Linked DNA regions of Homo sapiens: all the other regions are linked to region 3. A link is a contact called in ENCODE Hi-C or POLR2A ChIA-PET data. All regions are on one chromosome and are shown on one strand. The core of a region is the stretch at or near the end of the contact, and the rest is flanking DNA. Distances in the headings are between cores, read along the strand shown. Region 1 holds the start of UNC119 (unc-119 lipid binding chaperone). Region 2 overlaps NLK (nemo like kinase). Region 3 holds the start of IFT20 (intraflagellar transport 20).

What was found. A loop is a pair of places that touch in the nucleus more often than their neighbours do. ChIA-PET counts read pairs that join two places held with the same protein, here RNA polymerase II (POLR2A). Pooled maps may share reads with other maps.
Region 1: a loop to region 3 is called in a pooled map, with 7 times the contacts of the local background. The contact joins the promoter of UNC119 here to the promoter of IFT20 in region 3. A Hi-C loop is called at or near these places in 3 of 168 maps with a recorded cell type or tissue (MCF 10A, mammary epithelial cell and naive thymus-derived CD4-positive, alpha-beta T cell), 15 of 37 single-sample maps with no recorded cell type and 13 of 50 pooled maps. POLR2A ChIA-PET finds 5 or more read pairs at or near these places in 9 of 52 experiments (A549, Caco-2, GM12878 and 5 more).
Region 2: a pooled map shows a loop between it and region 3 (2.3-fold over the local background). The contact joins the enhancer-like site here to the promoter of IFT20 in region 3. A Hi-C loop is called at or near these places in 1 of 50 pooled maps. POLR2A ChIA-PET finds 5 or more read pairs at or near these places in 4 of 52 experiments (A673, BJ, Caco-2 and 1 more).

The regions. Positions count from the first base shown.
Region 1 is chr17:28,550,452-28,554,137 of GRCh38, forward strand. UNC119 (unc-119 lipid binding chaperone) reads right to left here and starts at 2,173. Exons shown (of 5, transcript NM_005148.4): 1 at 1,887-2,173. The coding sequence starts at 2,106. PIGS (phosphatidylinositol glycan anchor biosynthesis class S) reads right to left here. Exons shown (of 12, transcript NM_033198.4): 12 at 2,936-3,686. RefSeq lists silencers at 1,790-1,839, 1,900-2,349.
Region 2 is chr17:28,131,701-28,135,465 of GRCh38, forward strand. NLK (nemo like kinase) reads left to right here. Exons shown (of 11, transcript NM_016231.5): 3 at 920-975. Among named protein-coding and RNA genes, the nearest start is that of NLK, 91 kb to the left of the region's middle. Within about 2 kb of position 1,916, at least 2 of the 41 ENCODE cell types and tissues checked have a DNase peak (open chromatin) inside an H3K27ac peak, as active enhancers do; they include endothelial cell of umbilical vein, where a contact is called at or near this core.
Region 3 is chr17:28,333,533-28,337,355 of GRCh38, forward strand. IFT20 (intraflagellar transport 20) reads right to left here and starts at 1,940. Exons shown (of 5, transcript NM_001267776.2): 1 at 1,808-1,940. It overlaps TNFAIP1 (TNF alpha induced protein 1), which reads left to right and starts at 2,229. Exons shown (of 7, transcript NM_021137.5): 1 at 2,229-2,324. RefSeq lists silencers at 1,637-1,828, 2,322-2,371 and an enhancer at 1,752-2,281.

The sequences.
Region 1 (3,686 bases), core at 923-3,422, 220 kb after region 3:
GGATATCTATGGCTCAGAACACCACGGCCACTCCTTCTCTTCTAGAAAGGATGAGGCCTGGGACCCAGGGTCAGGTCAGAATAAGGGGCAGAGTGGCCAAGGGCTCAGAACACAACTGCTCTATTCCTCTCAGCCACAAATAGCTTCCTAAGCTGGATTCAGGGCCCAGTAATCTGGGAACAGCAAACCTCAGACCTGCATGATTAGGGTCAGAAGAGACCAGGCAAGGGGTGCCAGGGTGGAAATCCCTGGAACTCTGTTCTCAATTCCTGCACAGGAAGGGGTTCTCATGAAGCCCTTTCCTCTACTTACCCTTCACAGATGCCCCATCTCTAAGGGCTATGAATTTCCTCCAAATTAGGAGACAAATGGTGGTACATGAGCTGGAAGCTCCCTCTAGTTGCAAAATAAACCCCCAAAGTTACTCAGGACTCAGTCAGTCTGAGAAAGTTCTGCCCCAGAGCTAAGCTGAATCCTAAATGCTGCTATTGCAAATTGTAGCCCAACTGGCTTCAACATCAGCCTGGTCCAGCCTCCCTCTCTCCATTGATGCCTGCTTGGGCAAGGGAGCTCAGTACTCTGGGGGCCCAGCTAAGAATGGCTGCTGCCTAGCTCAGTAAGGAGAGAGGAATTGGCCCCCAGGGACCCAGGAGCACAGGCTCAAGGCTGTCTCCCCTCCACAGCTCTGTCTGGGAGTCCGGTGTTCTGCTGCTTTGGAAGCTCTAGGGCTCAGGTCCACTCCAATACATGCCCCCCATACCCACAGAGAGGCCCCCCCCAACAGTTATTCTCACAAAGGGGGCCAGGGCAGGTTGCTGGTGAATGTGGCCAAGGTGGAGAGCCACTGTCTCTCCATGCACCTTTCATCCTTTGAGGCTCATCCAAAGCCTCTGCTATGAGGTTTCCTAGCCCTCGTTCCCTGCCTATGATGACCCCCTCCCCTGCCCTGAAAGCCAAGTTGTTTGACTCCAGGCAGCAGCTATGAGCAGCCCTGTAGGGCCCAAAAATACTACTGATCAAAGAGCCCAATGTACACAGCATGCATAGATGCCAGGCACTGTACAGAATCAGAGGACTTATCTTCACAATAATCTTACGAGAAAGGTATCATTATCCCCATTTTACAGATGAAAAGACATGCTCAGAGAGGTGAGGTTACTTGCCCAAGGTCACACAGACAATTATATGGCAGAGTTGGAACTCCAACCCAGGCAGTCCAGCTCAGAAACTCTTAACCACAGTGGAGACCAAGCCTCCCTTGATGACAGAGCCCCCAGAAGAGGACAGGTGCTAGTCCAGGCTTGGAGGGACATTATGCCACTCCCCATGAGAGGAACCACAGCCAACACACTAAAGCTGCCTGCTCAGTTTCTTTCCCGGGGAAGAAAATGGCCCAAGTCTTCCTGGAGGATCAGGGTGAGGGTATTAATGGTTGGGGAGACATGAAGAGTCTGAATGCCTCCCAAGTAACTCAGCCTCCACCTAGCCTCCAGCGTGGGGGCTGAGGACAGGCTGCACTCAGCCCCTCTCTTCATTAGTGCAGGGACGGGCCTCAAAGCGCTCTGGAGACTCCACAGCTACAGGGCTATGGTTGCAGCTGCTGCCGCACGTACCTCCACGCTGGGAAAAGGGGACGGGCCCCTGGAAAAGGAAGGAATAAATCTCGAAAGGGAGAAGAAGGAGGCACAGAGAGAGATCAAGGGAAGGGGGTACACAGAGATCTCAGACCTGGCGGCAGAAGGGAGAGCAGGGGACACAGGAGAGGGGACTCGGTGGGGGAGGGGAGGCGGGAAAGGGGGCGGGGGCCAGGGCTTGGCGCGCCGGGAGGGCCCCTCGCACCCTCTCCCCTTCCCACCCGCGGGCGGCGCTCCCTCGCGGGTGCTCACCACCGGTGATCCGCTGCAGCCCCAGCACGTCCTCCGGCCCGATCGGCTGCTTCCTCTGCAGCGGCCCCGGCCTGGGCCCTGGGCCTGCGTCCGGCTCCGACTCGGACCCAGATTCGGATTCCGCAGGCGGCTGTGGTATGGGGGCCACGCTCTGGCCCGAGGGCCCCGGAGCGGACTCCGTCGCCGTCCCGGCCCCACCGCCGCCCTTCTTCACCTTCATGGCCTTGCGGGGCCGAGGCTCGCCTGCTGCTGCCGCCGCTGCCTGCGCCGGCTGGAGCCGGGGGAAGTGGGAGCATCCGCAGCCCCGCCCCCGGCCGGGGCCCCAGGTACTGCCCCGCCCCGGCCCCGCCCCTGGGGTGGGCCCTGCGCTGATCCCGCCCGCCGCCCGGCCCAACCCTCCCGAAATGCGACGGGCGCGGGGGATGGGAGTCGGGGTATCCTGCCCTGGGCTTCATTCTGTTTTTCTAACACTTTCTTGTACTGGTACTAGTGGGGTCCTGACTACCTCTCCGCTTACTCATTGTGTTCCAGCCTTTCTGCCCGTGAGTTCCAGGCTCAGGGTCTCTGCTTGGATGGTCTTCCCCAGATGGCCTCTTTTCTCCTAGTCACAGCTCAAATGTCATCTGCTCAAAGGGCCTCCCTCACACCCAGTCTGAAGTCCTTCCCCCTCAGTCACCATCTGACCAGCCTGTTTTTGTCTTTCTAATGCATTATGTGAAATTATTTTTATTTGTCCGCTGACTCTTCCCCCTGAAAGCTCAGCTCTGTGAAAGCACTGGTCCTGCCTACTTTGTTCTCTGTAGGACCCCTGTACCTAGCAGAAGGCTCCCTGCAGCTGGTGCTCAAGACTTTTTTTTTTTTTTTTTTTTTTTTTTTGACCTGATGAATTAGTATCTCAGGTAAAAAGCAGATGCTAACAGCCTTGGGCAATCCAGCTAGGAAGGGCACATGGCCACGTGGAAGCAAAGTGGACCTGTGGGCACAGGAGGACAAACACCAGGAAACTGTTACTTACGCGTGAATGCAGAAAGAGTAGAGCTCAGACTTTGTATCATTCCAATTCATATTCAGCCAGTGTTTATTAAGAGCCTACTACACGCCAGACACTTTACATGCTGATCACATTTACTCCTCACAACCATCTTGTAAGGGAGACATCATCAGTGCCATTTGAACAAATGAAAAACTGAGGCTCAGAGAGATTCAATACCTTATCCAAAGCTCTCCAGACAATAAGTGCAAAAACAAGGATTTGAATTCAGGACTGTTTGATTCCAAATCTGGAACTTTCTGGAACCTCTGACACACACACACACACACACACACACACACACACACAGCACCATGTCCTGAGCTGCTGCCTCCTGGACTCCCGCCAGACTGCACCTGACAGACAAAGCCAACTAGGAGGGAGGGGAGTGAGGGAGAAGGTCCCACAGGTGACCAATGCCTGGCCCCTTCATGACAGCAGGGGCTAGGGCTGTCCCACAGGGACTAGAGAGAGGTGTGGAAGGCAGGGACTTTCCCATAATGCTCCCTCCTCTCAGTGCACAAGTGTGCTATGTTGAGAAATGGGGCAAAAGAACAAACAGTCCTTGCCACAGAGGGAGACAGGCAGCAGCCTTATCAAACAAGATAAGGAGACCCGGATGATGTGCCTTTTGAGGCCCCTGGTGGTGGAGGAGGATTGAGCCAGGTGAATGGGAAAGGAAGAAAAGATGAACCCATCTTGGAGTGTTGTACTTTGGTTGCTGGAGAGCCAACAGTGGAGACTGGAGACAAATATTTAAGTCATTCCGG
Region 2 (3,765 bases), core at 666-3,165, 200 kb before region 3:
ATTTCTCATTAGCTTAGCAAGACAGCTGGGAGGGGATTTGTTTGTTATGTTTTGATGGCGGAAGTTACACGGGTACTATGCTGCTTTTATAAAGGACTTGCGTCGTAAAGTCTTTTTTCCTCACCCTAGTGACTTCTTTTCTTACAAGAATCTTGGAATAAAATCAAAAATGCTTAGTATGATTTAAAGAGACTTTGTGTAGTGTATTTCATGTCTTCCTCTTCTACTTTATGTTAGTCTATTTTCTTCCTACCCTCTATATTCAATAAGCACTGGCTTTTCTGTCTCTAGAATCTGCCTCAGTGTCTTTACACTGCCTGCCCATCGATCAACCAACTGCCACTCAGCCTTCAAATTCTAGAGTAGTGTTACTTTAGGGAAGCTTTTTCTCTCTACCCTTCTTTACATTTTTCCTCCATAGTAATAGATGTTGTAATTACATATCTGTAACTGTTTAGTGCTTACCTCTTCTGTAGTCATGAGAGCAGGGATGATGCCTATTTTGTTCAACAGGATAACCTAAAAGCTTAGTGCTTGCCAGGTAGAATGCACATAGTAAAGATTTGTTGAACAGAGGAATAAAGGAATGAATGATAGATGTGGCTTCTCACGCTCTTAGAGTAACATTGATTGTTTAAAATAGGGTGTTTATTTCAAAAACTCTCTCCTGTGCAGGGATTTTGGTAGCGTGTGGTGTAACCCAATTGCCTCTCTCATTTTGTAAGTCTTTTGGATAGTAAGTGTACGAATCCATCTTAATGTTTAGTACTGTGTTTCTTGACAGACGAATTTAATTTTCAGTGGGCAATTGTAACTAAGCTTTAAAGCATTAAAGAGTTGTTAGTATTTACTTGCATTTATGTCGAATTTTGTTTCCTTTTTTGTTCTCTAAATTTGACTTTTTTTTTCCTTTTCTCAGGTACTCTCTGCCCTTGACATACTCCAACCTCCACACATTGACTATTTTGAAGAAATGTATCCTAACCAGGGAATGTGAAAGAAGGGGACAATTTTTAAAATTAATTTGTTCTTCTAGCACCTTTTGGGGTTCATGCCTTCAAGTATTTTAAATCTCATCCTTGCAGAAGTGATTGAGTACCTGGAACCAGGTAATTTTGAAATCCTGTGTGTCTGGCAGAGCTCAGTATTATCAACATATCCTGTGTGGTGATGCCACAGAACAGAACATCTGAACAGATATTTAATCCCCACACAGCCTTATGAGATAGATTATTACCATCCCCATTTTGCAGATGAAACCAGTGAGGCAGCTGTGTTGTAGTAGAACCCAGGAAAGTGCTTTTACCACTATACAACAGCTGCCTGTCGGTTAAGAGAGTAATACTGCCCTTTATTATAACACTTGGGGTAAGATAGAAATTGTAGAATTAATGTAAGTTAAGTTGTCTTATGTTCCTTAGAATGATGGTGGTGGTAGTGGTGATATTGACATAATAGCCATTACTTATATAGTTTTTATCAGATGCCGGGCACAATTCTAAGCTCTTTACACATGTTTATTTAATCCTACAAACATTCTCTGGGGAAGGTATTGTGATTATTCCCATGTTACAGAAGAGGAAATTGAGGCACAAAAGGTAAGAAAATTGACCAAGATCACAGAGCTAGTAAGTGTGGGGATGGAGATTTGGTTCCAGGTATTCTGACTATGTAGTCTTGCTTTCAGCCCTTACCTATGTGATTCTCAGGCTAGAGCCCTTAACGTTCTCCTGTTACTACTGTTGATGTTTAAAAATAGTATGTTAGACATTGTGAATAATAATGAACTATAAAATAATGTTAAAATAATGCCTGGTGATAGCTCCATGGTAATAATAAAATAATGCATGGTAGTAGCTCCTGGGACTGTGCATGAAAAAAATTGAGACATAAGTTAACCTCCCTGACATTCCTGGGCAAAGTGTCACCAGTTTCCATTCCACATTTAACTTGGTAAAGCTTTAAATAAAAGACAGGAAATCCTAAGTCATTGATTTTGGTAAGCTCATGATAGTGCAGTTTATTCAAACTCTAGGCTTTTTTATTAATACTTTAGGCCTATGACTCAGAATGGAAACCAATGTAATAGTGAGATACTTTTTCTGATTCACCAGTGAGGTAATGAAAATCTCATTCTTACACAGGGGGTTGGTAATTCCATATGAGATTGTTATCTTTGATAACTTCCTAGAAAATAGGAACAATTAAGAGCTTCCCAAGAGAACTAAGCTGGGTAAGGATTTGGGAAACCTTATATGGTAATAGAATTGTCACTGATCAACACTGCTGGGATGTTTTGATCTTTTAAACCAAAAGCTCTTGAATGCTAGTCAGCCCTCCATAGATGTGAAACTGCATCCATGGATGAAAAATATTTGAAAAAAAAATAAAAATAAAAAAATAAAAAGTATAGTGGGCACAGTGGCTCACACCTGTAATCCCAGCACTTTGGGAGGCTCAGGCAGGGTGGGCAGATCACTTGAGCCCAGGAGTTGAAGACCAGCCTGGGCAACATAGCAAGGCCTCGTCTCTACCAAAAATACAAAAAAAATTAGCTGGGTGTAGTGGCACATGCCTGTAGTCCCAGCCACTCAAGAGGCTGAGGCAGAAGGATCAGCTGAGCCCGGGAGGTCGAGGCTGTAGTGAGCTGTGATCACACCACTGCACTATAGCCTGGGCGACAGAGTGAGACCTCGCCCTCCCGCCAAAAAAAAGTGATACAAATTAAAAAGCAATATAATGACTACTTACATAGTATTTATATTTTATTAGGCATTATAAGTAATTTAGAAATGATTTAAAACATACAGAGGATTGGATACAGGCTATATGCAAATACCACACCATTTTATATAAGGGACTTGAGCATCCATAGATTTTGGTATCCTCCAAGGGTCCTGGAACCAATCCCCCTTGGATACTGAGGGGAAACTGTAATCTTTGGTGATATTTTAATCCACAGATCCTTTATGGAGTTAATCCTTTTGTGCAGTGAAGGGTTATTGGACTTGGGGTGCCCCAGCTCTGCACATTCCAAAGAAAAGACTGTCCCTTGACTGGTTCCTGGCTGACAAGAATGTCTTTGTATAGCTGAAACCTTGAACCTGGCCAGATGGTTCTGACAAACTCTTATTTTAAAAGTACAAAATTAACCTAAGGGTAGAAGGATTGAGAAAGTTCTTTTCTCCTCAACTGTAGGTCAGTAGTAGCAACTGAGGAGAAAGCATTAATGATTCCATTTCATAGACTTCCTGAAGATTACCTGGGTCTTCATTGAAGAAAAGGAGAGAGCTGGTGGGAATGGATCACCACTTGTTTCATTCAGCAGAAGTACCTTCTTATACCTGGCCAGGAGCTACCCCTCTTTATTCTTTTTAGTTGGTGGGAAAGAAATCCATATAGTAGCATTCCTATCAGTGTGTAGTACTGTTTCTGTCTCTTTGGAAATGAAGTTGCTGAAACCAAACCTTAAAATTAGAAGAAATTTCCTTTATTAAATATGAATTTTGCTATATTTTAGCATGTGTTGGGGGTTCCCAAGACCACCCTCAGGCTCAGTGATTCGCTAGAAGAACTCACAGGACCCAGAAAAGCTGTTATTCCCTTGGTGTTCAAGGTTTTTATTGTGGGTCAGTCACATAGGCATGGAGCACCCATGTGAGTGACCTTAGCTGCCGAGTCTCCAGCCCTCCTTTTTCCCTTCCCCTCCAGAGGTCAAACTAATATGGCGTAGCCCAAGGCCCCAGACAAAGACAGGTATTCACC
Region 3 (3,823 bases), core at 690-3,189:
GACGACTCTGGCCTTTGGCCTCACTGGAATCCACTGATGTAAGTGAGCTAGCATCATCCTTTTGAAGCATTTTGTTCATCTGTAGCTTCCTTAAAATAGGGCTTTTTAAAAAGATCTGGCCAGTGCAGTAGCTCATGCCTGTAATCCCAGCACTTTGGGAGACTGAGGTGGGAGGATCACTTGGGCACAGGAGTCTGAAACCAGCCTGGGCAATGTGGCAAAATACCGTCTCTACAAAAGATTTCTAAGATAGCCAGACCTGGTGACAGGTGCCTGTAGTCCCAGCTACTTGGGAGGGTAAGCTGGGAGGATCGCTTAAGCCCAGGAGGTGGAGGCTGCAGTGAGCCGTGTTCACACCACTGCACTCCAGCCTGGGCAACAGAGTGAGACCCTGTCTCAAAAAAAAAACCAAAAAATCTGTCTTTCGCAGCTACAGGTCATTAATCTGACCAGCTGCTCCAGAAAGATTGAAGTAACATGAGGGAGCAAATATCTGCTTCAACTTCCACCCCCTTCCCTGAGAGCATGCATTTATTCAGAAACATCCACTCAGTCCCTGCTCTGGGGACAGACTAGTGAAAACAATGCCTCTGGACAGATGGTAAAGAAATAATCACAAATCGTGATATTACTATAAGGAAAAGTACATGGTGCTGTGTGAAGTGCTGCAGGAGGACACAGTTCATGGGGGGCGGACTTGGAGGGGAGGGCCAACAGAGGCCTTCTGAAAAAAATGACACTTAAACAGACCTAAAGACTGTCCAAAAGTATGTCAAGTGAAAGGGGAAGCAAGGCATTGCAGGCAGAAGGAAACACGTATGTGAAGATCCTGAGGCAACAGGAAATTTGATGCATTCCGAGAACAGAGACTGAGCAAGAGAAGGGAACAGAATGAGGCTAGACAGGGAGACAACAGCTGGATCACCGAAGGCTCTGAAAGACGCAGTCATGAGCTTGGATTTTATCAGAAGGGTAATGGGACAGCCAGCGGGTTCTCAGCAGACCAACAAAATCAGACTTAGAAAGATCACTCTTGCTCAGCCTGAGAGAACCGATTGGAGGGAACAAGAGAGGGCAAAGCCCCAAGTACCTTCTTGTTCATCACTCTAACCCTAGCACCTAGCATGGTGCCCACACATAACTGGCACTCAGTAAATGTTTGTGGAATGAATGACCGTGGAAACAGGAGACTATTGCAGTAACCAAGGCTGGCAGCCGAACACAAGTGTTCCGAGTTGAGATGTTTTGTAAGTCGAGGTGATGGGGCTTAGCAATGGACTGACTGAATGTGGGGGTTTGGGGATAAGAGAAAAACAAGTCAGGCATGACTCCCATGAATCTGGCTTGGCCCACCTATCTGATTGGAAGGGCTGGCTTAAAGAGATAGGTAAGATGGAAGAAGAGGTGCAGGGAAAGAGTTCACAGATTATCTACCAACTCCCATCACACGCGTGTCTGAGCATCTGAGCAACACCTGGCCCAAGAGCTGGGACTAAGCTCCCTGAGCATGAGGCGGTGGCATACTTTCTGCGCCCCGGCTCTCCCAGATGCATGCGAGGCACTGCGAGCCGACTCTTTACTATGTAAACTCCCCGAACTTATCCGAGCCGCAGTTTCCTCGTAAGATCGTGGCAAGCATCAACGCATCAAACTCCAGGCCTAAGCTGGGTGTGAAAGCGCCCCCCTGAGAGTGGGGCGGAATTCCCACGTCTCTCCCCGCCCGGTACTGCCTTTCCTCAGGACGCGGGCCTGTCAGGCTCCTCTCGCCCCTGGTCCGCCCGCGTCCCCCGACCCGAGGTCAGCCTACCTGCCGGCCCCGCGGCGGCAGCGCGCTGCAGCCCAGGCTGATGTAGACAGGCAGCTTCTCCTGGGTCAGCGACAGCCGGTACCCAGCCAGCCTGCCACGGCCGCTGCCACGGATACAGAGCCTGTTTACCTATGACGTCACTACCTTCCTGACTCCGGAAGCACTTACAGCCCCCATTCCACAGAGCCTGCTGGGAAACAGAGGCCCGAGGGGAGGCCCGGCCTACAAGACCCAGAAGCCTTAGCGCCGGCAAGGCGGCCAGAAGTAGCTCTGCTCTCTCCGCGAAGACCCTCGGGGGATTCCGCCTCCACCCTTTCCCGGATAGAGCGCTATGCATGCAGGGACTTGTAGTCTCAGGCTCCCCAGCCGGCTGGGCTGGGCAGCACTCCGGGCGGAGTCGACGAGCGCAGGATGTGAGCTCACAGCTTGGGACTGCTGAGGGGCAGGCGGCTGCAGGCTAGGGGCGGCTCGGAGTCCGCTGGCCACCCAGCTGAGAGGAGAGGCGCCCCCGGGGACGGTGAGAGCCGGGCCCGCCGATGCCCTCGGGGAAGGGATGGACGGCCCCTGCTGGAGTAGAGCGAGCCCGGCCGGGTCCTGGGGGAAAAGGCGCGGGCGGCGTAGGGGAGATGGAGAGCTCCGATCTCCCACGGAGGGTGGGCGTGAGAACCGGTGTGGGTTTCTCGGTAGTGAGGAGTGGTCCGGGCTAGAGAAGAGCCCACACCGGCCACATTTCCCAGGACTTTTTGGGTGACGCTTAACCTTTACACCTAGGGTTTCTGCTAGATCCGCCACTCTAGCCCTCAGCTTTCCTCCCGCCGTCCTCCGTGTCTGACGGATTTCTGGGTCCTTCTTCCTTTTAGACCCCTCCTCTTTCCACCTCCGCGGCTGTTTGCCCTTTGTTGTGCTTGGGTTCCCATTAGCTTCGTTGCGTGAGCCACGGATCCGCCCTTAGCCCCGGGCATCCCCAAATATCCACACACAAAGTGCGGAAGGAAGAGCACTGTGGCTATCAGTGGAAACTTCATTCTCACTGGAATTACTTTCTGGGGCGTCACCTGCCACAGAATTCCTGGAACCCATTGGTCTGGGCGGAATGTGATTGACGTCATCCAGGGGCTCAAAGCAATTGCTTTGTAGGAAAGGAAGAGATTAGCTCTGGATCCGCCGACCTCTCTTGGCAGGCCTATCCTTTGAGCTCCTTTGCATTGGCAGAACATGTATGTGTGCTTTCTCTGATCCTGGGAAAACTAGGACTAGACACAAAATACACAGGGAACTTGCTAATACCTGTTAGAGAGGTGGATTTATTCCTTTGAGGTGGGCGGGAAAAGGGAAGGTGATCTCATACCATTCTAGTGTTTCTTAGTCATTGGCAACCTCCTGGTGAGGGCTCACCTCCCATACCCAACCCCTGTGGCAAATGAAAGAGTCTCCCAGACAAGCCGCCAAAGGAATTCACTGCTTCACACAGCACCCACGCTGGCTGTCCACTTCCTTGGACATTCTTCCCAGGGACTTACCTAAATCTTTTCAGGGACAATTTCAGTCTAACAAACTGACGTATGTTAAATACTTAAAATGTGCATGGCATTGTGCTGAGCACCATTAGGGGAACACAGCGGTAAACTTGGGAAACCAGTGCCCTGCTTCTGGGTTGCACTTACAAGGCATGAGCAACTGTAAACTCCTGCATGTGATGAGCATTCGGTGAAATCATTCCACTTTTTTTCTGTCTCCATTATTACCAATGTGGTCCAGGCTGCCATCATCTCTTCTTGCCTAGACTACTGCTTCCTCTGGTCTTCCCACTTTCTCTCTTGCACCTTTACAATTCATTCTCTACCCAGCAGCAAGTTATCTTTTCAAAATACACTACAAGCAAGTCAGATCATATCACTCCCCTGCTTGCAACCCTCCAATTGATTCATATACTATATAGCAATTAGTATGAAATCCACCTTTGTTATCATCTAACGCCTGCCTTCCCTGACTTGACATCAAACCAACTTCCCCCTA